Linked DNA regions of Mus musculus: regions 1 and 2 are each linked to region 3. A link is a loop called in an ENCODE intact Hi-C map of the cell type or tissue named here. Cell type or tissue: heart. All regions are shown on one strand. Each heading gives the region's core, and the rest is flanking DNA. Links, peaks and the distances in the headings are about the cores only.

Region 1 (10,845 bases), core at 1,713-9,712, 280 kb after region 3:
ATCAGCTTCCAAATGCTGACACCATTGCATACACTAGCAAGATTTTACTGAAAGGACCCAGATGTAGCTGTCTCTTGTGAGACTATGCCGGGGCCTAGCAAACACAGAAGTGGATGCTCACAGTCAGCTAATGGATGGATCACAGGGCTCCCAATGGAGGAGCTAGAGAAAGTACCCAAGGAGCTAAAGGGATCTGCAACCCTATAGGTGGAACAACATTATGAACTAACCAGTACCCCTGAGCTCTTGACTCTAGCTGCATATGTATCAAAAGATGGCCTAGTCGGCCATCACTGGAAAGAGAGGCCCATTGGACACGCAGACTTTGTGTGCCCCGGTACAGGGGAACGCCAGGGCCAAAGGGGGGGAGTGGGTGGGTAGGGGAGTGGGGGTGGGTGGGTAAGGGGGACTTTTGGTATAGCATTGGAAATGTAAATGAGCTAAATACCTAATAAAAAATGGAAAAAAAAAAATAAACTTGCCATATCAACTATAAAAAAAAAAAAAAAAAAAAAAAAAAAAAAAGGTTTTCTAGGGGACTGGAGAGATGGCTCAGTGACTAGGAGCACTGTCTGCTCTTTCAGAGGTCCTGAGTTCAATTCCCAGCAACCACATGGTAGTTCACAACCATCTTAATGAGATCTCATCCCCTCTTCTGGTGTGTCTGAAGATAGCAATAGTGTACTCACATACATACAATATATAAATTTTTTTAAAAATGTTTTTCTAGGAAATGCACACTATTACAAATGTGTAAGTTCACAAACTTAGAATGTGGTTCCCTGTGCTTAAAAGCAAGGCTCTCTTCAAAGATTTGTCTGCTTATATTGGGAAATTTTGACTCTGTTGAAGATCCTGTGTCTTCTCCACTTTATTTGGCTTTTTGTGGTAGTATGTGAAGTCTTATCACTTTAGTTAAGTGAGTGATCTTTCTGCACTGACTATGGGTTTCTTTGATGGAGAGTTCTGAACCTTTGATGCTTTTGAAAGGTTTTCACAAATCAAACTCTAGACTAGATCTTCTGCCTTTGGACTTACTTTTGGTGCATCCAGAAGACTTTTAGAAACAATCTAACAAGACAAACCAGTTAAGCTAATGTACTGTTTACACAGAATGTTTTTGCAAACAGAAAAGGAATAAAAGATCTTTGTAACTACAGCTCTCTCCCTCCTACGTATTCTTCTGAGACATGCAAATGCGAATATGTCAGCTTCCTCTAAGACAAAGTGCTTGATCACAGATCTGTAATACCCTGATAGAAAGAAAAATTTAAAAAATTCAGAAGAAGGCATATTTAAACCCTGCTGTGAGGAAACCTCCAAGCTGCCTGTAGCTCATTTTCAAACAGTGGCCTTTCATGGCCGATTAGATAGATACTGGAACTGACTGCACACTAAAGATGAACTAAGGACCCAGGTTTGAATTGGCCCAAAGCTAACAAAACCAGAAGGTAAATAGCAATGAATGTTGTGTATTCCATCCTGACCAACAAACCTAGAAGGCAAGCAGCTGACAGGGCTGATTATCCCTACCTTAGATACAAGCTGTGTTCTAGGCAACACATAGTAGCTCTTAGCCGACTGGGCTAAACCACTGAATGTCATAGTTCAATATTTCCCCAAGAGATGCTTATGTCTTATTCTGGACTGAAGAGTTTCATATTCAAGGAAATTCATAGAACAGACTCTGACAAATACTAGACTTTTGTAATTTGGGAATCCTGTCATTGAGTAGAGTAGAATTCTATCAGAGACACTGGCTGTTCTTGAACACATCATGAGGGACAGGAATTGATGGATAACAAGGAAATGTTTTGACAGACTTTCACTCCATAACCCAGTTATGTAAGTAAGATTGTTGTGAAACAACAATTTAAGTGAAACAACTTAAATGCAGTTATAAACCAAATCTGACCCAAATCAGATGGCCCACAATGGCCCTTGTAAAGAGACCATATTACAAACTTGAGTTGGGAAAGGAATTTAATATTAAACTAGGACTCATGGGGGCATGAGCACATATATGGTCTGTCCTGAGTCTTTAAACTTCTATTTCTAAAAGTCTTTTTACACCAATCATCATGGAGAAAAAAGGACAATACCAAATATGGGAATTTAACTTTCTTAATTTCTCTGGCTGTTACTTCAGTGAAAGCCTCAAAATCTCAAAACTTGATCCTATATCTTGTAACATGAGGCCCCTTTTGGGTTCCTAGAACTGTACACAGTTTAGGGATCTTAGAGTACTTACTTAGTTAGTGATTCAATTGCTGTGAAGAGATACCATGACCAAGGCAACTTCTATAAAAAACAGCATTGAATTGGGGCTAGCTTACAGTGCCAGGGGTTCAATCAATTATTAACATGGTGGGAAGTATAGCAGTTTGCAGGCAGATATGGTGCTGGAGGAGCCAAGAGTTCTACATCTTGATCCTAAGACAACTAGGAGAAAACTGGCATCAGCAGGCAGTCGGAAAGAGGCTCTCTCTTCCACACTGAGTGGAGCTTGAACAAAGGATCTCAAAGCCCATCCCCACAATGACATACATCCTCCAACAAGGCATCTACTCCAATATTGCCACACCTCCAAATAGTGCCGCTCCCTGGACCAAGCATATTCAAACGACCACATTCCCCTCCCTGGTCCCCGTAGGTTTGTTCAAACTCATGAGTCTATGGTTCAATACCTAGCCATAGCATAATGCAAAACACATTTAGTCTAACTTCAAAACTCCCATAGTCTATAACAGTCTCAACAATGTTAAAAGTCTAATGTCTCTTCTGAGATCCATGCAATCTCTTAACTGTAATCCCTATAAAATCAAAATAAAAAAGCAGAGCACATACTTCTGACATATGGTACAGTATGTATATATTACCATTCCAAAAAGCTGTAGTGAAAAAATACTAGACCAAGGCAAGACCCAAAAAATAGCTGGGCAAACTCCAAACTCTATCTCCATGGCTGATGTCCAACTCCTTTCAGCTTTGATAATGGCAACACATTTCTTTCTCTTGAAATGGTTCCATTCCCTGTTAGCAGCTTTCCTCAGCAGATATCCCATGGCTCTGGGAACTCTAATATCTTGGAGTCTCCAAGGCAACTTCAACTTCACAGCTTCTTGTTCCAATGTCTGGGATTTCCCCTTCTCCCCCTGCCCCCAAAGTGCTTGAATCACTTCTCCAGCTCTTCCCTCTGTAGCACTCTAGGTTCTGGTTGACTCCACTCCACTGCTGCTGTTTTTGTTGGTCATCCAATGGTATTGGCAGCTCCAATATGCAGGAGTCTTCTGCTCCAACTAGGCTTCACTAATAGCTTCTCATAGACTCCCTTCATGGTATCAAGCCTCAACATCTTGCCATGATCTCTTTAGTCCTAGGTTGTAAACTACAATTGATGCTGTACCTTTACCAGTGGTCTTTCCTGGCCTTTCACAGTGCCAAGCCTCAGCAGCCCTCCAGACCCCCTTCCTGCCTTCAAAGCCAGTACCATCTGGATGATTCCTACATATTACCATGTCCAGCTTCAGCATAAGGTACAAACTTGGTTATCCCTGGAACACAGCTTCTTTGTGCTTTCAGAAAACACTTCCCAGAAGATTTCACTTCAGTGATGCTGGTCTCTTCTTAATCACCACTAATTTCTTACCTCCAGCTAACCAGCATCAGTTGTTCCAGAAACCCCTTCTACTTGACTCTAAAGCCAAAGCCACATGGCCAAAGCTGCTGAGTTCTGCTGCTTGCTAGAGCTGGAACATGGCCCCTCTTGTACTATTACAACATCACCAGCTTTCTCTTTTCCAACTCTTTCACTGCCTAAGCTTGGCTGTCCTAGAACTTGCTCTGTAGACTGACCTTGAACTCAGAGATCTACATGGTTCTGTCTCCTGAATGCTGGGATTAAAGGTATATGCCACCATGCCTGGACCTAAGCCTTTCTTTACCTGGACATTGCTCTTTACCAGGCTGGCCTTGAACTCAGAGATCTGCTTTCATGGGTCTCCTGGGATTAAAGTTGTATATCACCATGCCTGTACCTAAGGTTTTCATGGCCACTATGCCTCAAGAAGCCTGTGTATTCCAGCCTCAAGATCTGGACCATACATGTGTCCTCTATTTATGGACTGTAGTTCATTCCAGAGATAGCCAAGTTGACAACCAATAATAGCCATCACAATCCATCCCTTGTCAATCTAACATATAATCATATTTCTGTATGTCCAAATGAAAACAATAACCACATCATAATATCACCTAACATAACTATCCCTGTTCAACTGTAAACACATAAACAATAAAATCATCTGGGTAGGATCTTGCCCTGAGATCACCATTCCCTTAATCTGTTATATCTCCTTGGACATAGGATTAAGCCCCATTTGTATATCCTGGTGCCCCTTTAATATTTGAACCATACATTTTTTTCCTTTCTCAGATTGTTATGCTTGATCACAGGATAAAGTCTAAACTAAGCTTTTTTGAGACTTCCTTTGTTAATGCAATTAACCGAAATCTCTTTACCTTAGCTTCAGGTAGACTCTTCAGACAAGGGCAAAAGGCAGCCACATTCGTCACCAAAATGTCACTAAAACAGTCTCTAGGCCATATACTAACGTTTTTCTTTGAAACCTCTTGAGCCAGTCCCCCAGAGTTCAAATTACTCTCAACACCAATGTCTTCCATATTCTTACTATCATGGTCCATTAAGCTGAATTTATAGCATTCTACTGCTTTCCAAATCAAAAGTTCCAAAATCCACATTCCTCCAAACAAAGTATAGTCAGGGCCAATACCCCAGTCCATGGTACCAACTTCTATCTTAATTAGGGTTTTCAGTGTTGGGAAGAGACACCATGACGAAGGACAACATTTAATTGGGGCTAGATTAGAAGTTTCAGATGTTCAGTCCGTTATCATCATGGTAGGAAGCATGGCCACCTGAAGTCATGGTGCTGGATGGCCAGGAGTTGTACATCTTGATCCTAGGGCATCCAGGAGGAAACTGTCTTCATCAGGAAGCTAGGAGGAGGCTCTCTCTTCCACACTGGGCAGAGCTTGAGCATAGGACCTCAAAGCCCACCTCAACAGTGACACACATCCTCCAACATGGCCACATCTACTCCAACTTGCTCACACTTCCAAATAAGTGCCACTCCATGGACTAAGCATATTCAACCCAACTCTCTATACACTGGGGAAAAGTTTACCTCACATGTATATGACCCAAGATGAAATATCACAGCTCCACCCGCCATCCTGAGGCTCTTCCCGCTCCTGACTTGTCTTTGCTTACATGGCCTTCTGGGCTACTTACTGGGCTAATGTGGCCAGTCTTCTAGACACTCTTCTCCATCTATTATGAATTAGAATCTGTGGGATGTTAGTTCAGAGGCTGTACAGCAAGTGGTTTTGGCAGTTAAGAATACTTTTGTTGCATGAAATAAAGACGTTGGGCAATGAAGATTCTCCATTACAAGAAACAAAAATGATTATCAGTCATCATTTAATCATTCCATTTTAATGGACTTATTTTCTGCAGGCCTTGACTGGGAAACAATTTGGGAATGCCAAATTGTTACTGTTCTCTTCCTAAGAGATGCAATAGCAGCCCTCCTGGTGCTATCTTCTCAGGCTTAAATGTCTGCATGCAGCCATCTGCTAAATGGTCTCTCATTGTGTAGAATGACAAGAACTGAAATGTGTGGACATAAGGGTGCTATAAATTATGAATGGCTTTTTGAATTATATCTAATATCATGGTTACCATGGCTACTTACAGTGACACAGATGCCAAGAGTTTGGTCAAACTCTAACTTAAGAGGGTAACCCAAGGGGAAGAATTGTTACAGGAAATACTTTTAAATGCACCATCCCATGCACCCAGCTACTCTCTGTTGGTTCTCTGCTGTGGATTCTGCTCACATTCGCAGCTATCCAACCCCTGTGGTCAGCGGGCCCAAACCCCAGTAACCCGGTAAAATCAAAACTCAAGAGGCTTGGAATTTATAAGTCAGATTCCTATCAGTAAATTCTCACCCCACAAAATGTCCACACAATTTACTCAGAGCAAATTAATATTGATATAAATTGTCCACCTAGATAAGACAAATTTTCCTGTAATTATCCATCCCTCATATGATATTCATAGCTACCTATAGCCACATGGAATCTGGATCATCTTTCTCTTCCTCCATCTTCTTTCCTTCCCCTCTTCTCTCTTCCTGTCCCTGTCCCAGAAACTCTTAGCTCCGGCTCCCTTTTCCCTGTCCAATCACAGACTTCTTGTTGTATTAATACTTAAATTAATTGGGGGAAATTCTGCTACAAAGAATGATTAAATAAAAATTTTTGAAGAGGTATGCATTAAGACGAGGTACCTGTGCTGGGCCCACCGTACCAAATCAATAGAGTTTTATCCCTGTAACTGTACTTCAGTTGTCACTCAAGGCACTGCAGATAATTACCTAATGAAAAACAACTACCTAAGCTGTAGCCAATGACTAATAAATTAGCTACAGCCAATCAAGTTGCTCTGTGTCTTGATCCTCTTATCATGTTCCATTGCTGGTTGTAGCTCTCTGAATCTGTCTTGCTCCTACATTGCCTGTTTTATTAATCATATTTTGTTTCCCTCAAATACTGCTCAGTGTAACTGATCTGGGGAATTCTCCATTTGACACAGTTCCATATGGTAAACAAGTCTAGCAAAATTCTATCAGAAGGTAACATTACAACACTACATGTGTTTGTTTTGCGCCCTCCAGGATGTGCTATATGCTTTGGAATGGTCTCCTAAACCAGGGAGGCTCTGATTGATTTTCTGGGGTTCCTAAGGCTTCATCTTTCATCTGGGATTTAATCTCTCTGAGGGACAAAACCTGCTTCAGAGAACTGTGCTGATGGCTAGTGTGTGTGTGTGTGCGCGCGCGTGTGCGTGTGCGTGTGTGTGTGTGTGTGTGCGTGTGTGCGTGTGCGTGTGTGTGTGCGCGCGCGTGTGTGTGTGCGCACGCGTGTGTGTGCGTGTGTGTGTGCGTGTGTGTGCGTGTGTGTGCGCGCGTGTGCGTGTGCGTGTGTGTGCACGCGTGTGTGTGTGCGTGTGTGTGTGTGCACGCGTGTGTGTGTGTGCGTGTGCGTGTGTGTGTGTGTGTGTGTGTGCGTGTGCGTGTGTGTGCGTGTGCGTGTGTGTGTGTGTGTGTGTGTATGCTGTAATTTTTTTTTGCTCTGATAAAATTATTTCTTTGGGGGCATTTTTAAATAAAACTATTACATCATAAAATCATCACAGTACTTTCTTCTTCCCAAGTTTCCTCATCTGTACAAAGCCAGGGTTGTGATGGACATTTCCCAGTCAGAACTTTACAGATATTCTGGAGACCGAGGTACACTTAATTTTTTTTGTCAAATCAAAGTCCTCTATTAGTAAAAAGCTCATCAGATGTTCAACTAGTAGAACAATATTTACCAAAATCATTATGCTACAGACAAGACAAAGACTGAGGTATCTAAAGCAAACTACAAGTTAGTCTCTTAGACCTCATTATTAGAAGACATTCAATATGTAATGAAAAAGATGAATTGTTGAAGTCCAATGTGTAATGAAAGTGATGAATATGCCAAGTGCAACATATTTAGCATCCGTAGCATGAAAGGACATGAGAGGGGCAGTTCTGCCGGCTTCTTACTCCATAGGTAAGCGGAATGCTTTTAGTAGTTTTCCCTACGGAGGCAAATTACCATAAATGTTAAAAGCAAACTATAGGAAAGAACTTGCCTGAAGTAAATTTTCTTCCTCTAAGTATGCTGAAATGGTGATTCATATCTTCCCTCTTTAGAAAACAAAATGTTATGTTTTGGTTGAAAATAAAGTTCTGTTAGACGCTGTGGGGATATAAAATATAAATAAGAGAGTATAATGGCAAAAGAAAACTTCAGCCACTCTTCTTCGCAGTTGACAAGAATATCGTTTCGGTTCATCACCAGTGAGCAAAATCACCTGCAAAGAAGAGCCTCCTGTCACCAAAAGTTCCGTGTTTGACTGAGTCCTCAACACCGACAGTGCTGGGCAAACAAGATGGCTCAACAGATAATGGTGATTGCAGCCAAGCCTAATGACCCGAGTTCGATCCCTGAGACTCACATTGTAGATGGATCAAACTGACTTCTGCAAGCTACCCCAAATAAATGAAAATAAATAAATGCAATAAGGTTTATTTTAACTGGCAGTAACTACAAAATGTTATGAGAAAAAATATTTAGCTAGTAGACATCCTGTTAATAAGACTGGACCCCGAGTAGCTCATCACAGAGAAAGTGGGTTCTGCCTGTGCTACCAGAGGATTCGGATTCTTATCATGAACTGTGGGTAACACAAAAAAATTGGCACTTTGATTTCTTTGCAGATTTGGGTTTGGGTTTCAGTGTTTTGTGTTTATAAGTTGACCATACCGCAGAGACTGACTGAATTAGCACTGTAAACTCACCCAGCTAAAGATCAGCGATATCAGATCTGCCAGAACGATTCTGCTCCATGAATTTTTTAAAGGCAGCAGCCGTGTGAGATGAGCCTTGCTCTTACTGGCTTTACCAGGGTGTTGCACCCCCAGACAAGGTACCATAGTGAGATGGCATCCTACCCAGATGGATGCCTGGCTCTTAACAGCAGGATTTGTCTCTGGTCTCTTCTCAGTATAGTATGGTGAGATTAGGTGGCACATCTTCCCAGAGCATCGCATTACTTGGCACCTGTAACCATCTGCAATCTGTCATAGTTCCTGTGAGGTCCTTACAAACGTGTCTTGCTTTTACAATGTGCCCAAGACTTACAGAAGTCAACTTGTCTTCTACTGAGATAGATTTGTAGCTCTGCAGAGATGGAACAAGAGCACTTGGAGAAAGACATGCCATCTTGTTTTCTGAAAAGACTAGAAAAAAAAATTAAGTCCAGTATCATGGTACCACTTAAAATACGGACACCATGAAGAATAAGTCATACTAGGTGGAAAGAGCTCTAGAATCATCTCTTCCAGGTTGCATTAAAGACATGTGTAGACCAAGCAGCTTTTCAATGTCAGTTATGCAGGAAGCTAATTAACTATCAAAACCACTCTAGTCTGTCGTTGACAACAGAAGTTAAGCAGAAGAGGAAGAAGGGGGGAGGAGTCCCAATTCATCTAGTGAGAAAAAATAATAAAGGACCAAAATACCTACTGAGTATGTGCAGGTGAAGTTCACTCACTTCTGAGAGAGACTGCTCTAAGAAACTGAGTTTCTGTCTGGGGCAATTGTTTGAAGACCTTCAACTCTCAACCCAGACCTATTTTTTAAAAACCTTGCAATTGGCAGGGTATGTGTGTATAATAAACACTGTGTGGTTCTAGCGGACTAAATGCCATACTATGTTTTTAAAAAAGCATCCAGTTATAGGCTAAAAAGACGCCAATGTGTGTTTCTCGTGACATTCTGAGCTCAGGGAGTAGTGACCCTCTTTCTAATAAGGAAATCCAGTTCCTGGAGTCAGATGACAAGCCCTGATTTAGATAAACCGAACGAAAACTCTGAAGACGCATAATGCGCGGCAAAAGTGCTATATAAATGTAAGGACTATTGCTACAGAATAAAGGATGTGATGCAAAAGTTGGCAGCAGAGGAAGGCCTTACAGATAGATGGGTAAACACAGCAAGGAGGGTGCAGAAAGGAAGATTCGTGAACCGTAGGAGGCAGGTGATGGCATAGCCCCCTCTGCTGGCTTAAACGTTCATCTGCAACTACCGTCTTCATGGAAGGAGAAAAGCAGAACTTGAGCTGTTTGAGGAATTGAGTACTTGGCCGACTAGACTCAAACCGAAATCTAACGTTGTTACCGGTGATGGTACATACAAGGACACTTCGTATCCTTTGGTCAGCTTCCGCAGTTGAGCCTATAGCCAAGAACACAATCCTAGCTGTAAAGAGTGACGCAATGCAGGGATTACAGGGTTGGGGGGGGGGGGGCGGGGGCGGGAGGGTTTGTTTGTTTGCTTGCTTGTTTGTTTCAATAAACCAAACCCACGGGACAACGCTCATTCAATCACAAAATAATGTTCACGAAAGGTATTTGCTGCCTAGATTTTACAAATTAACCTAGATTTTAATACATAGACAATAGATAATGCTGCTAGTTACGAAGCCGGGCAGTGGTGGCACACACCTTTAATCCCAGTACTTGAGAAGCAGGAGTAGGTGGGTCTCTGAGTTCAAGGCCAGGCTGGTCTACAGAGTGAGTTCTAGGACAACCAGAGCTACACAGAGAAACCCTGTCTCGAAAACAAAAACAAACAAACAAACAAATAAATATAGTAAAGCTGCTTGCTCTGAGACAATAGGGAAATTTTTTTAATTAGTGTTGAGACTGCAATAACTGAAGTGACATAGACTTCAGATCTTAAAAACCTGATAAACAAAATTGGTCTCTGTGCTAAATGAAATTCCATCTCATTGGAGTCTTCTCTCCCTCCACCGATGGTCCAAGGAGAAAAGGGCTCAGAAATAAGTGTTGGAATGTGTTCATTAACATCACACTCCGAAATGTCAAATTCAGCACCGAGGGATATTAGATTAACACATGCTAGATCCAAAAACATTTTGGGGCCTCCCCTGTGGATTTAATGTACATGGGCACAGGGGAGGGGTAGATTGCCTGAATCAGTACTCTGATAATCACCCACCTCCATCCCAATATTACACAGCATTGATAACAAAATATAATCAAGTAAAATGGCATTACATGTAACTCTAACTCCTTAAATCAGGTGAGCCTTCGTGAGACTTTAATTGTGTCTTAGTCATTAAAGAACGTAAATCGTCCC
Region 2 (8,000 bases), core at 1-8,000, 56 kb after region 3:
CTTTCATGTGATTATACTAAATTTTGTAATATAAAAACATAAATTGGCAGTTCTCAATAAGATGATAAACAAGGAAGAGACAGAAATGTCAGTTATCAGACCCCAGAGAAAATTTCCTTTGCTGATACAGAAAGGGAACTTTAAAGGCCTACAGTCATGTGTGTGTAGAATGTCTCTCTGCCTAATGGTTGGGTTACCTCTTGGATTTTAATGACCCCTGTACCTTTCTTCTGTAAATACTGAGGGGCACAGACTTGTGTTGTTGACTGGGAGCACACAAATATCTGTTTTGTGATGTTATTTCCTTCCTGAAAAAAATTATCATATCTTATTTCCTCTGGAAGTAAAGATTTGTCTTTTCTCTGCATATGCTTACGTTGTAAAGACACCCCAAGAACCATGCTGTATGTTCAAGGAAACATTATTTTCAAATGCTCAGGGCTCATCCCAAAGATCTACACACTATTCATGAACAAGATGATACGAATTCTGCCTTGGCCACTAGAGAAGTTTTGCTTTTGTTCCTTGGCTCACATAGTGTGGAGATGTATATAAGTATTTATTCTCATTCCAAGGATGACCATTGTAAGAATGATTTGATAGACTTACTATGAGAAATACTTCGAGAATTCTCATTGTATAATATCTGTACATTCTTAGAAACAGGATTTAAGTTATGTCAGACTCTTCTTAATCCAGCCATGGGATGTCAGAGTATACTGTGCATTATTCCAGAACCTTTTTTTCCTATTTAATGAACAGTTTTTACTTTCTTAAATCTATAATAATTATGCTGATGTTAAAAATTGACTTTAACTGTCTCAAGAAAAAGAATTTTAAACTAATTTTGCATCTTTTCTCTAAGATCATATAATTTATCCCCAATATGTCTCCCCAGGGTACTATTCCCCCCTGTTGTGTTCTCCCATTTGAGTGTTATGCTCACATATACATGATAATATCTCTAACGAACTCAAAGTCTGCCAGAGAAGTACAGGTCAGCTGGATTGGAACCACAAGTTATTCAGGAGAAGCCATCCTACATAAAGAAATTTGGAATTTTAGAATGAAAGTTCCATACCTTACCTATCTTGCTAAACTTTTAATGAATTATTTATAAGCAGCTAGGATATCACATTCATGGAAGTTCTTTTAAATTTATGTGGTCCTAATGGCACATATGAAACAGATCCCCTTACCAAGTGGACTAATCACCAGAGGCAAAGCCCTTGAGGAGTGCAGAAACAGGCAGAAATACACCGAGGTAGAAACATCTGCAACAGTTCTCTAAGAAGAAAAGCTAGGCCTGGAAAAAAAATGTTCCAATGTGAGACTCAGAATATACACGATGTCTAAGGGACAAGGTACCCAGAGAAGAACCGTAAGATAGGGCAAATTACTGAAGACTGGAGTTTGCCTCAATTGCCAGCTTGCCTAAAACTACAAATAGCTTTGAGGAAGCCGGTACCCAAGTGCTCTAAGGAAGTATGGCTAACTACACTAAACTGTCATGTTCCTCTCTCAGCTCTTCACCATGCATAGTAACAGTAATGGCAGTGCCCACGGGCCTGTTGATCTCATGCTACATCTAACCTTGATCCCTTTCCTTCACTTTCTGGAAACAACTGCCTAAGCGAAAGTACAACCTCTTGGTACTAATCAGGAGGCTTCACCCAGATCACCAGGAACACGAAGAAAATATCTAAATTCACCATGTTTTATTCTAATTATTATGGCACAAAAGAAAAATCTTACTTTTAACAAAGAGCCAGTGCTCTGTATTTAAACATTGTAGCTATAGATAGGGTGAAGCCCACCAGCAAGGAGCACATAACTGAGCCTGACCACATAACATACAAGGAGGCTTTGGCCCCAGGGCATCTGCCTCCATCCCCCAAACTCCCACATGGGATTAATACACAGAAAAGATGGCCAGGTGGCTCTGCCTCTGTCCAACACACCTTGCCTTCTGAACAAAAAGTAGATTCCAGTTTGTACAGCTCCTGTAACTACTATGAACTTGAGAGAAAGTAGAAAATAATATATTAATATATTATTGTATAAATTATTTAATTATATAGGGTTGGAAGACCACTGAGGTGAATATGCATTTTGAGGATAATTTTGGATTTATGAACAGTTGCAATTATAGCAGTTGCTTTGCAGTATTTACAGCTACACATTTAAGTAGATATAAATTATACCTAAGTCCATATTGGATTTAAGTGTAATTTACCTTCAAAATGTTTTAAAACAGATTTATATTGTAACTGTGTCATGCATTACCAAGGTATTCTATTTCTTTTAATGAGACTGTAAAAAAAAAATCTACTTAGTGCATAAAATGCACAGACTTTATGTAATTTCACTCTTTAAGATCCACTCATATTCAGGATGAAATAATAATAAGGCCTGTTCTATAGATTTCTATTATTCTGAATTTAACCCTAGATCAAAAACTAGTGGCTACAGCTTGAAGTTAGCATCTGCTATTGTTAACACTTACTATTTTCTGTATCCTTACAATATTTTCAAAGAAGATAATAAGAAGTTGATGGTTAAGTCCTTTGTCTTAAAAGCAGAAATTATGTGTTCATTTTCCACCTATTTAAAAACCATTTATTCTCAAAGTTGAATTCTAAAGTATGTAACAGATAACTAAACAATCCAGCTAAAATAATTAGAAATCAGTGCTGCCCCAGAGAATAAGCATTCACACGCACACGCGCGCACACGCACACACACAGACACACAGACACACACACACACACACACACACACACACACACACACACACCAAATAAACTTTAGCCGAACTTATTACACTATGCCCATATTTTCCTGGTTACACATTCTATATGCTACACAGTCCTCCTCTTTGACCCACTCCTGCCTAACTGCTTGCCTAATATTCCCAAAGGATCTAGAAGAGATACACTCCAGCACAGTAGCTATCAAATTCAAATTTATCTCAGAGCACATTATTTGAGAAAGACATAGCGTTTATAGCGCAGAAACCCTGCCCTTGAGTATAATCAGTTCAAAGAACCAAGCACAGTATTTGCCAATTAGTAGAGTGTGCAGCGGCACTGAGCAACAGGGAGAGATTGCACAACGTTTCAAAAGTTTTTCCAGTGCTATGTTACTCATGTGCTTGAGCAGCTAAATATGTTTTTAAAGCATATTTTGAAGAATTGATAAAGAGTTTATGTATCGAGCTTCAGGGAGCAGAAAATAAAAGGATTTCTTCAGTGTGCATGAAGTTAAACTCCAGGCACCCTTTGCTGCTCTGCTGCTGTTTAGTGCCACATTCCTCTGGGTTGAAGATGAAGGAGAGAGACCATTGTGGCTGACAGCCCCGGAGCCACCTGGGATGCAACAAGACTTACCGAAAGATGGGTCTTTGGAGGTGTTTCTTCCTGATTGTGACATACTCATCCATTTAAAGATGAAGATTTAACTTCTTCCTGGAAAGCGCTCCAGAAATCCGGGGGGAGAGAATGTGGAAGTTATTGTGCAGCAAGGATCCCAGAAGGAAAAAGTAGTTTCCTCTTTCTCTTTTTGGGTGCTGGGAGAAAACTTCCCTGTTCTCTGCCAGCTGGGCAGTGTGTCCATAGAGGCCACATAAGACAGGCACGTTGGGGCACTCCCCCACCGAGTAGGGTGTGCAAAACCCACCAAGAGTCACGTTGATACAGACAAGGGAAACACACAGGACCCTCAGAAGCAGAAGAAAACAAACAGAAACCTTCCTAGCCCAATCGACACCCAGGTAGGAGCTCCCACTAAGTTATTGCAGCCATGAGAGCTCTCCCTCCATGTGCTGGACAAGCCGGCAAGGCTAAGTCCCTCCCTGTCTTTAAAACAGCCTGTTCTGAGGCTCAACTTTTTTTTCTTCAAAATAAAAGTTGTACAGCTGGCTAAGCAGTCCCAAGTGAGTGCCTTCTACAAGTCGGTTCTGTTAAAGTAAGAACTGTGTATGAATTACTGAGGAATGACGGGCTGAAGTTACACAGCTGGTTTGCTTCAAGAGATTACAATTATTTTACAATGTTGCTTTCACACTGGATGAAGTGTGGGGACAAGACATCGTTTTTTTTGGACACTCACAACCTAATAATCTACACTCAGGCAGAGGTTGAAGATGCCATGTCAACTGATAGAAGTCCCTGTGTGTTGGCCAGAGCCCAGAAGTTAGCAAAACAAGCATTGCTCAAGTGTATTAGTGAAAATGTACCCAGACGCTGCTGTCCTGAAATGCAGCTTTATAACTATGAAAATAACACTACCAAAGAGAGAACAAGACACAAACACATCTACATACAAATAAACAAACAGGTAAATAAATAAACCCAAATAGTCGGGTGCATAATATTTTATAGTATGTGGGATTTTAAATTTTATAACAAGAGAGAAAACAAACAAGTGGAAAAGAAAACCATGAACCAATTTGTGAGCATTATTTCATTAGAACCTGAGGCGTTAACTCTGTGAACAGAAGCCCAAGTTACAGAGAGCAGAAATTCTAGTTCTTCAAGGTAAATTATTTTGAAAACTTTCTTGAATTGTTATTTAAGCTCCTGGTGGCCCAGGACGAGGTCATTAAATTTCAGAACCAAGGTTTAGTATGTAATTAAACGAGCCATCTAAGAGCATGATTATAATGTTTTAAAAGTGCATGCCATAAAGGGAAAGGTAGAGAGTAGCCATGGTTTTGGTTGAATGATCCATACAAAAGCCGAATCTAAGGTCTCAAAGGTAGGGAGCTATTTGCAGTCATGCGCAAACACTTCAGAGAAATAAGACCACCTTCTTCTTTCTGTCACCAAAGGGAGATGAGACTTATAAGAACTACTGATTTCATCAAGAAGTTCTAATCCATGCCAGGAAGTAAAAATCAGGCTGAGAGAGCAATGGACCAAAGATAAAATAAGTGTGTGCGATCAACCCGTCTTGTAGTGACTCTGGGGCAAATGTCTTGCCAGTCTGGACTCCAGTGTCATTTCTTGTAAAATGAAGTTATAATGTTAATCGAATTCTGTAGTTTCTTTTGAGATTTTTGTTCTTATTTTCTTTCTGTAAACAAACTGTCATAGAAATTATGATGCCTATACAACTCCACATGAAAAGATTATATATATATATATATATATATATATATATATATATATGGATATTTTGTTTGCATTGTCCCCTTTCTGGTTCTCCTCTGCAAGCCCCCTATCCCATCCCCCACCCCTGCCTCTATTATGGTTCTCCACCCACCCACCCACCCTCTCCCACCTCCCTTCCCTATGCTGGAGCATCGATCCTTCACAGGACCAAGGGCCTTCCCTCCCATTGGTGCCAGATAATTATATATTCATAATATATTCATGCACATATACTGATAGAGAAGCATCAAAATCAGTGTGTCCATCCTCATCAAAAGCACACAATCATGAACTCACATGACTTCTTACATGGCAATAAGTTAAGTATGGAGACCATTCAAACTCAAACCCACAGGCAAACCTCTCCAATGCACACTCTACTATAACCATATGCCTTGGTTTTCTTTGTCACATACGAAAGTACATAAACAATAACACACTTTTGACGTTTCCCTGGAGGGACTTTTGCATTTGTAGTGGCATTCTGTCTCCACAGTAATGGTTTATACTATTATATCTCCTAAGTCCATCTACCTTTCCAATAGAAGTGAGTCGTGTGTGGTGGCTCAGCAGTAAAGAGAACGTACTGCCTTTCCAGGGGAGTTTCTTAGCAGTACCCACAGCCATTTCGAGCTCCAGGTTCTGGGAACCTAGTGCTCTAGTGTGGCCTCTACAGGCATTCACACTCTGGGCACATACATATATGTACCCACGAATGCATGGATAACACCCACACACATACAAATAGAAAATAAACCTTTCTGGGCGGTGGTGGCGCATGCCTTTAATCCCAGCACTTGGGAGGCAGAGACAGGCGGATTTCTGAGTTCGAGGCCAGCCTGATCTACAACGTGAGTTCCAGGACAGCCAAGACTATACAGAGAAACCCTGTCTCAAAAAAAAAACAAAAAAAAAAAAGAAAGAAAGAAAATAAACCTTTTAATATAATGTGAGATGATTTTTTTTCATGACCATAATGAAAACAACTCAACATAGTGGCAGTTAACATTAAGCTGAGTTTCTTCTAAATCCACATTATTATTTACCTCAAACTCAAGACTCAGTCATCAGCCGGAGAACTTAAAGGTTGTTCACACAGATCACAGAAAAGCCAATGTAACTTTAATTGTATTCAATTTACATTTTTAAAATTTAAATGACTAAGGGAGTCCGGATAGACTTGCATTTATGTTAAGCACATCATTTGAGCCCAATATTCATCTCAACAAAAGCAATGAGAATATGCCTGTAAACTAAACATTCTCTTAAAACAGAGAAAAATGCAACTTTTTATTTATACATTGTGTGTGTGTGTGTGTACATGCATGTTCACATGCCTGTACACATTCATGGCCAAGAACACGTATGGAAGTCAGAGAATAAATTGCAGTGATTCTCTGCTCCTACCATATACGTCCTGGAGACTAAACTCAGGTCATTAAGCTAGGCAGCATGCTTCTCCTCCGCAAGCTGAATCATCTCAATGGGTCCCAAAGCATATGATTTCATTTATTCTTTCCAGAGAATATTTAAATTTGATTTGGGGAAGAGAAGTGGCCTTTTTCTAGCAATCAAGTTTAATGTAGCATCCAGTAAGATGAAAAGCATTCATTGTTAAGTAAATTACAAAAGTCTATCACTTTTATTAACACAACCATCTACACAAAATAGTAAAAGCTGTGATACAAATAACCAGGCCAAATCTCTTATAAAATAGGCTGAATACAATTTATTAAGATTTTAAATAGGGCCAAGGTCAGAAATAGTATTTGTTTTTCCTAATGTGGTAAATTAAATGCAGCTTGCTTTGCTTAGCATTTTAAATTATACATCCACACATATACGTGTATATAGACATATATATATATATATATATATATATATATATATATATATATACACCACATATCCTTATATATGCTTATGTATATACTCACACTTTTTCATATATGTGTGCATACAGATGCATACTGATGCATGCACCCAACTTGACGCAGCATGATTAGAGGTCGTCATAGTCGGTGAAAAGGGAGGACATCTGTCTTAATTATTGTGTTTACTGAAACACATGGATCCACCTTTGTGATAGTCCCAGCCAGAAGCACCCTGAAAGCATCATGGTGTATTCTCTTAATCACTATGGAAACCAAGTAAACAGTTTGCTCTCTGTGATGCTGAAGTCCCAGACATGCAATGTTAGAAGGCCACTGGATACTCAGCTACCCACCCAAACAATGGAAAATTAATTTATCTGCAAATGGTCACTTTATCTGCATTAAGCCTGGGAAGAAGTGTGTGCTGTTATTTCATTAAACAGATTTTAATGGAATATAACATCACAAGTTACATATTTCAGGAAGTGTGAAGGAACAAATGGAAAAGAAGGACCAAAGGGCACTTTAGCTTGTGTTACTGTATTCAGACGTTGGCTTAAAGAACTCTGCACCTTTAAGTTTTGCTGCCCCACTTTCCACCAAGTCTAAAGGTATGAGGGCTTCAGTTAAGTCATTTCCTACCTTTCATTTTGCTTGATATATTGAACATGAAAGGTGAGATACACAGTGGCACTCTCCTGGAAAATCACCTAGATCTGGAACAGAAGCCCCAAAACAGAAAAGGAAAATAGGGATGCCGTGCTAGCACTAGCATATCTTTTACTTGTCATATCTACAGACTTTGCAACAGTCATGGGGACCATCCCATGGTCAATTACATCCTGAGTGAAATGGCAGAGGGCCACTTCTTCCTGATGCGCTAGCCTGGTCTCTGCTCCTCTGCCACTGAGTAGAACTCACCTCAGGGAATGAGCGGAATCACTGACAAAAAACACAGATCTCACCAATGCTC
Region 3 (8,000 bases), core at 1-8,000:
CATCCACTGAAGTTCACATTAAGAGAATCAGATTTTGCTTTACAATGAAGAGAAAAATCAAAGGGATTTTTTCCTACAACATTGAACTGTTTTCCACTTTGCAACTCAAGTGTAGAATGAATAATGGAAGTCCACACATCTTAAGTTACAACTTGGTGGGTTTTTTGTTGTTGGTTTTTTTTTTTTAGAAAAATTATTGTCCCTAGATCTAAGAGAAAGAGAATATTGTCAGAACTCAATTTTCATTTGGTCCTCTGGACATGGCTGTACTCCTCCATGTCCCTATACAACAGTAACCATCATTCTTTTTTTAATTTTTTATTAGATATTTTCTTCATTTGTATTTCAAATGCTATCCCAAAAGTTCCCTATATCCTCCCCCCTGCTCCCCTACCCACCCACTTCCACTTCTTGGCCTTGGCATTCCCCTGTACTGGGGCATATAAAGTTTGCAATACCAAGGGGCCTCTCTTCCCAATGATGGCCGACTAGGCCATCTTCTACTACAGAGACACGAGCTCTGGGGGTACTGATTAGTTCATATTGTTGTTCCACCTATAGGTTTGCAGACCCCTTCAGCTCCTTGGGTACTTTCTCTAGTTCCTCCATTGGGGGCCCTGTGTTCCATCCTATAGACAACTGTGAGCATCCACTTCTGTGTTTGCCAGGCACTGGCATAGTCTCACATGAGACAGCTCTATCAGAGTCATGTCAGCAAAATATTGCTGGCGTACGCAATAGTGTCTCCGTTTGGTGGCTGACTATGGGATGGATCACCAGGTGGGGCAGTCTCTGGATGGTCCATCCTTTCGTCTCAGCTCCAAATTTTGTCTCTGTAACTCCTTCCATGGGTATTTTGTTCGCTATTCTAAGGAGGAATAAAGTATCCACACATTGGTCTTCCTTCTTCTTGATTTTCTTGTGTTTTGCAAATTGTATCTTGGATATTCTAAGTTTCTGGGATAGCCATCATTCTTAAACAGCATAGAAACAAACTCAATAAATCAAGCTTTGCCTATTTTTTTAATTGTTTTGGCTGAAATTATGCTGTATGTCCCCTTGGGTATTTTAGTTCTGCACTCATCATTATCCTTGAGAGATGTTTTTTCAGTTGCTGGTAGATGCAATTTGTTCTCACATTTTTCAGGGCACTTGAATGATTCTAAGAGCTATGGAAGGTAGTGTTTCCACAGAACATCATCTCCTATATCTTTAGATGATTTTTTTTATAATAAACGATTCCAAAGAAGTTACTTACTGAAAATTGTTGTTGATAATTTATAGAAAGTGCTTATGTATAGCCTTTATTTTCTAGGTATTATGCTTTCACTTCAGAAAAAGTAGAAGTGAAGTGATTGTTCACAAGGATGTCTGTATGAAGGGCCTGATGCATAATTCACAAGAAATGATACAAAGAGAAAATATCAAGGCTTCATTATTTCTTCTATTGACAATTTTATATAAAATACAATTACATTTAAATAAAGGAAACAACAAAAATCACAATTATTAGATAGAATCTTTATCTCTTCAGTTGGGTGTGCTGTTTCACTTATATGTGTCTTATGGGCATGTACAGTGTGTGTATGTGTGTGTGTGTTCATCTATGCACACATGTATGTATGTGTAAGAATGCAGGTGTATATGTGTACCATGACATACATCAGAGGACAACATTAAGTCTTTGTCCTGGCACTGTCTGACCAAGACAGTTACTGGCACACCCCAGCCTGAAGCCTCATGTGCTTACCATTCGGCTATTTTTCAAAGCACCCAGAGAATGTGGACGTCCCTTTCCTCCTACACATGTTCCCCCAAGGATACAATGCACTGTCCTCCCAACCTGCTAAAGGTAGCAGTGGTTACTAGCCAGGGCAGACAGAGGAGATGGGGAAGAGAGGCCAAATCTGAGCCACATGAAGGTGCAGCGAAGTATGCCTAGAGTCAAGGTCTTCGTCCATATGCCATGTCCCACTGAAAGTTGTGTCACTTATAATGTAAGGAAGGATTCAAGGATAAATTTCAGATTTACATTAAAATGCAAACAACATGGTTTTAAATCAAAGTGAGTCACCTTTAACCCAAATGACTACATAATTTACAGACTCATGAAGCCACCTCCAGGTTCACAAAGGCCACTGATAACATGCTTTTGTACAAGAGAATGTAAATATTCTACATATAGAACCCCCCAGATGTTTATATGTGTAAATGTGAATACAAAATACTAATACTAATACTAATGTGAATACAAAATCATTCCAGAAGAGAACACATTTAAAATACGCTGTCTAGAAAAAATGCGATGATAATAATAGGGGGGGGGGGGGAACCTCATGGCTTGACCAGAAAGAGAACAGAAGAGGAACATTGTCAGAAAAGCAGGCTGAAAAACAGCAACAACCTGCCAGAGCCAGAGGTCAAGGTCAGGTGGCTCAGCTGAGACAGGCTGGGGCAGGAAATTTCCAGGAGTCTTGGAAGTCAAGCATGTCCAGAGACAGAAAACAGCCCATGCTTGTGAACTGAAGTCTGTCTGTCAGAGATCTGGCAGGGCAGATATCCACATGTAAAGGCAGTGAGCTGCCACACCAAGAGATGGTCATGCATAGTCTGCTTCCAGTAGGGTTTCTGACTCCGGGTAGATGCAGTTAAACCACAGTTTCTAACTACTACTGCCCAGCTTGGAGCTACGTTAGCAAATCCTGCCACTGTCTGGGAAGATGTTCTAAGGTCCTGTGGTTATCAACTAAAGCAAAGAAAGGCATGGGAGAAACAGACCTCATAGGGTTGTGAACAACAGGAACACTCACCATGAGGCCAGACCACCTTTGAGAAGGCATAACAAAATGGGCATGCAGACTCTGAGAGGGTGATTATAGTGGTCTGCTTAGATTCTTTATGTAATTTGTGGTGTGGAGATAACTGGAAGGCATCAAAGCAGAGACTAGATAGATAGTGCCCCCTCTGAGCCAGCTCTTAGGACAGCACTCACTGAAACTCACCACCATCTTTACAAACCTGCTTGATCACTGGCCTTTAGGTCCTTCTTTCTATACTCAGACTCCTGAATGTTCTCAACTCAAGAAATGTCACAGGTCTTCACAACTGTACAACCTGCATAGCTTCTCTTTATCTAGCAAAATATGTAAATTTGGAGCTGGCTTCTGCAGGATACCCATTTTGCATTTTCTTGATTCAGTGGTATGGCCAGGAGGCACAGTAAATGACAGGCTGCATTCTTCTTGGGCTATCATTTTTTTTCTTGTTGTGGTGGAATTGCCGAGAGGTACAGCGAATGACAAGAGGGTATTCTTCATAGGATAATTTGAAGAGAAATACATTTAAAATAGGTAGAATCTGACTCTCATAAGTCCTAAACATAACTTCACTAAGCTCTGACATCGAGCAGATGACGAGGGTGAGCTAATTCTGCAAACTCCCTGCTTTCAGGGTGACCAGAGTTTTCCTAATGTCATCTCAATTACCATCTTTTGAGGAGATGTTTTCTTGTTGGCTTGGATCTGTAGGTTTTCCTGAGGCTGGTTATTGTCAGTTATGTCAAGGTCTCAGTCTTAACTCAGTCTGACCTGAAGCTCACGGTGATCTAGCCACAGCTGACTAAATGCTGGATCATAGAAGTGAGCCACCGTGCCCAGCAAGAATTACCATCTTCATAATGCTTATTAACTCAGCTAATGAATCATCGAATGCATCCGCATTGCTTATAGTAAGGGCCGTCTGCCCTTTAGATGAATGTATTAATGACTTAGGAAGTTGGCAGGCCTTGGCCACTATTGGCAGCTGTTGTTAGGACTGGATTATTTAGCTTGAGTGGGGGAAAACTCAGCACCAGGGTTTAAGAACTAAAGAAAACACTGACTGATGAAAGCTCCCTACAGGGTGATATCAGAGGAAAGTCCTATCTCAGCTTGGGGGGAGCATTCCCATGTCTGTCACATATGAGTCATTTCCTTGGAGGCTTTTAGAAGCCAGCCTCGGGACGTCAACTTTCCGTTGTAATCGGTCACAGCCATTGGCTCTGCTCCTCAGAGTGAAGTGACGGCCATGACTATCGCTCCTTCTCTGCAGACCGGAAAGACTTTAATGAACTGTATAAAATTACTGCTTCAAGCACCGAGACTGAACTCATAAAATACTAATGTAGAATTCAAGTGAGATACCCAAGTAATTTAACTTTACATTTAATTCTCAGAGAAAATTAGAGGGAGAAAGGAAAGAAAGACATAAACAGGAATACAATAAAAATACAACTATCAAGAAAAAAAAGCAGATTCAATTTACTGTAAAGTTACATTCAATTTACTGTAAAGTAGCATTTTGTTTGTGTAAGGAAAAAAATGTTATTTTTCTTTTTAATTGTGTGGGTGTCCTACCCAGTTGCCAGCTGGCCTAAGAAGCTGCTGCAAGGAGTCCACACAAGATGTGGCAGAAAGCATTTATTTTAGATAAGGTTTTGTAAGCAAAACGCAGCTGTTACATTCAGTTAAGTAGGGAAAGCATTTTATCTACAGTGGGGGACACACCATTAGCCGATTCAGCTATTAAAGCAAGGACTTTAAAATCATTTACGAAAGTTAGCAGCTTGACTTTGTGCATTGCATACACGAGGTATGAATACCTGAACAGTGCATTTTACTGGGGCTGGGCCCAAGAGTTTCAGTGTGATAACTACAAAATAGGACTTGTTAACATAGAAACATGTGAATATATATATGGAGAGAGATTTATAAAACTATATATATATATATAACCTAGGGGGAATGTTATATAATACTCAGTTGTGTGCTACAGAAAATCCTATAACAAAATATCAAGATGGGTTAGCATAGCAAGCAAAGAAAATTTCCTAAAAAGTTATCAGCATGCAGTTATCATTCTCTACATCAATTGAGAGAGGCGAAAGTTCCAGCATACTGGCCACACAGCAACCCCCACCCCACCCCCCCAGGATCCTCCAGTCTCCTCGCCAGTGCTGGGGTTATGGGCACCTAATCTTGAGCCTGGCTTTTTATGTGAGTGCTGGAGATATGAACTCAAGTCCTCATACTTATTTGGCAAGCACTTTATAACTGAGCCATCTCCACAGACTCCTGTCTTCTAAATGTAATGAGTTATTTAATTACTTAGACTTCCAACATTTATGGACGTTAGGAGCCTGTGGTGGTTTGAATGAAATTGTCTCCCATAGACTTATAGGGAGTGACATCATTAGAGGTGTGGCCTTGTTGAAGTAGGTGTGACCTTATTGGAAGAAGTGTGTGTGTGTGCTTTGGGGGGGGGGGGGGGTTGAGGTTTAAGAAGTTCAGGCCAGGCCTAGTGTCACTCTTTCTTCCTGATGCCTGCAGATCCAGATGTAGAACTCTCAGATCCTCTCCAGTTTTGCTGGTACTTGGCCAGCCCCAATTCAATGTTTTCCTTCTTAAGATTTGCCATGGTCATCTTAAGTGATCATAGTATCTCTTCACCGCAATAGAAACTCTTACTAAGACAAAGTCTATATGCATGTGAAAACTGCAAAATTCTTTGGTTTAAAAGACAAATTATGAAATATCCTTATGGAATGCACATGTGAGCATGTTTACTGACTGCTTTTCATCTGGATTCACATTCTGGAATTTTTCATTTCTCAGTTGACATACAGAATAACAAATGCATGCTGATAACATCTCACAAATTTTTCTCTGCTTGATATACTAACATATCTTGATATTTGGCTATAGGATTTTCTGTAGAACACAAATGGAGTATTAAGATAATGTCACTTCATCCTCTGTGAACATTTAATTACCAGTGGGACCCTTCAGATTTTGCTTCTTCCTGTTTATTCTGTATACATTGTCAATGTGTACAGAATATGACAATGTGTAAATATCTACAATTATGGTACATGTCGCTTCGAAACCAAGGACATATTCTGAGCCTATGGAGTATATAACACCACATCATGGTAAAGGGGCAATAAGCCTAGATTATTCACGATATTGTTATAGTTTTTCTCTCTAGTAGTTGCAGTCCAAGTCAGGCTTTGTATTAAATCATCTATAGGTTACCAGTCAATCATTAAAAGTTAAAGATAGATATTTGTAATTTGGGGGGGGGTGGCTAGGTTTTAGAATAGATTGAAAATGAAGGCTAGCATCATTGTTACAGGGAGTATCCTGAATTAACAAGTTATCACTTGTTATAACTGTTAAAAAAAAAAAAAGCCCGCTAATCAAGAGTCAATTGCCTAGCAAGATTTTTTAGGGAACGGAAAATTAATGCAGTTTTTGAACACAAAGAAATTATAAGTGAAGAGATTTTTAGATAACATTCAAATATTAGCACCGAATATTACCTTGAACACCATTTCAAAATGAAAACTGGAATCTTAGTAGTTGCAGAGAGACAGCTTAGTAGCTACAAGTGCAAGTACTCTTGCAGAAAACTGTAGCTTGGCTCCAGCATTCACATCTGGACTCACATCTGGACTCACATCTAGGGGTTCACAATGGCCTCTATCTCCAGGTGTATGGAATCTGACACCACCTTCTGATACCCAAGGGCACTCCCAAGCTCATGCTTCCACACATACAAGCAGATTCACACACAGGATAAGAACAAAATAAAATTTAAAAACTAAAAAGCCTGGAATCTTAGTCCACACTTGTTCCTTTGATTTGTAAGTGACCTGCTCCTGTGTGGGTGGAACACTGGGACATTTCCTAATAATACAGACTCCAGCACTGTGCCTTCAACCCACCAAGGTAAGCTGATTGATCTCACATTGTTAATAAGCCTCCAGAAACCACCAGCTCCGCCAACATACATCTGAAGTGTTAAGTCAGTTTGCAGATTAGATTCTTGACTTTACTCTTCCCTAGATAAAAATAAGTACTCAAATTAATTTGAAAAGAAAAAGAATAAGTTGAGGTCTTTTGTTTTATTTATATTTTTATGATTTTGTTTTTAAGAGAATAAAATATATCCAGTAAATAATAGTAGAATAGTACTAGAAAATAGTAAATAAATTATGCAATTTCAACATTTTCTCTTCCAAACAGCTACTGTGTTTAAAATAGTTCATTGGTTTGTATAGTTTGCTTAATTTCTGTTTGTGAGTTTTTGCAACATTTTTATGATAAAGTACAAAGTTTTTTCAAGGTTTTGTTTCAAGTGTATGTGTTTGGGGTGTGGGAGGGGTTGTTGGAGAGGGGTGTGCCCATGAGTGCATGTCTGTGGAGGTCAGAAGAGGTTGTCAGTCTCTGGGAGCTGGTGTTACAGGTCATTGTGAGCTTCCCAGCATAGGTGCTGGAAACAAAACTCAGGTCTTCTGTAAGAGAAGCCCATGCTTGTAGTTACCCGTTTCTCCAGCCCCAGGAACTGTATTTTAACTCGTTAATATTTAATATTCATCAATTCTTCCCATAAACACAAGAAAAGGAAATAAATACAGTGCACATGTGTGATCAAACTCATGACAATGTCATCAGTTCCTGAGTCACGTTAAAAACAAATATGTCTGTTCTGATGTTTACAAGTTAGAAACCCTCCCCAGTTATGACTAAAGAGAATTTTGGTTACTAGCCTTTGCTTATACCGCAGAGTGGAAAATGAATTTAAGTACTCACATATGTGTTCAAATGTCAAGTAGTTATAAAGCTATGCCAAATGGTTGCCATTTTAAAGCAATATTTTAATCTTATTTGTGAATAGATGGGACTCATCTCTGCACATTTTATGTGGTTATTATTCTAGGTAAAGCTTGTTCTGCCTCAACACACCTCTGAATTTTACATACACAAAAGCCATTGCTATCAAGATTCCATTTCCAAAGCATCTTATTCTCACAAGTAAGTTCATGGTAATTTACATTCTTTCATTTTTATTATTATTATCATGTATGTGCATGCGTAATATGCATGTTTAAGTGTGTGTACCACAGAGCACATGTGAAGGTCAAATGAAAGCTGTCTGGAGTCATTTCTCCCTTCTTCCTT

The links. Peaks named below come from ENCODE experiments on the same cell type or tissue, not always from the same donor. Only the 100,000 strongest peaks of a DNase experiment are listed, where the experiment ranks them.
Region 1: it touches region 3 in a loop (4-fold over the local background); 2 of 42 quality-filtered maps call a loop at or near these places.
Region 2: a loop joins it to region 3, with 2.1 times the contacts of the local background. A loop is called at or near these places in 2 of 42 quality-filtered maps.

Annotation. Positions count from the first base shown.
Region 1 is chr2:80,257,303-80,268,147 of GRCm38, forward strand. No RefSeq gene overlaps it. Among named protein-coding and RNA genes, the nearest start is that of Gm36153, 30 kb to the right of the region's middle. In heart, for the core only: no CTCF peak of the experiment used is centred there; no DNase peak of the experiment used is centred there; H3K27me3 peaks cover 813 bases.
Region 2 is chr2:80,035,069-80,043,068 of GRCm38, forward strand. The region is part of intron 2 of Pde1a (phosphodiesterase 1A, calmodulin-dependent); the gene reads right to left. Among named protein-coding and RNA genes, the nearest start is that of Pde1a, 90 kb to the right of the region's middle. In heart, for the core only: no CTCF peak of the experiment used is centred there; a DNase peak (open chromatin) is centred at 3,883; H3K4me3 peaks cover 398 bases.
Region 3 is chr2:79,979,514-79,987,513 of GRCm38, forward strand. All of the region lies in intron 2 of Pde1a (phosphodiesterase 1A, calmodulin-dependent), which reads right to left. Among named protein-coding and RNA genes, the nearest start is that of Pde1a, 150 kb to the right of the region's middle. In heart, for the core only: no CTCF peak of the experiment used is centred there; a DNase peak (open chromatin) is centred at 3,978; H3K27ac peaks cover 805 bases.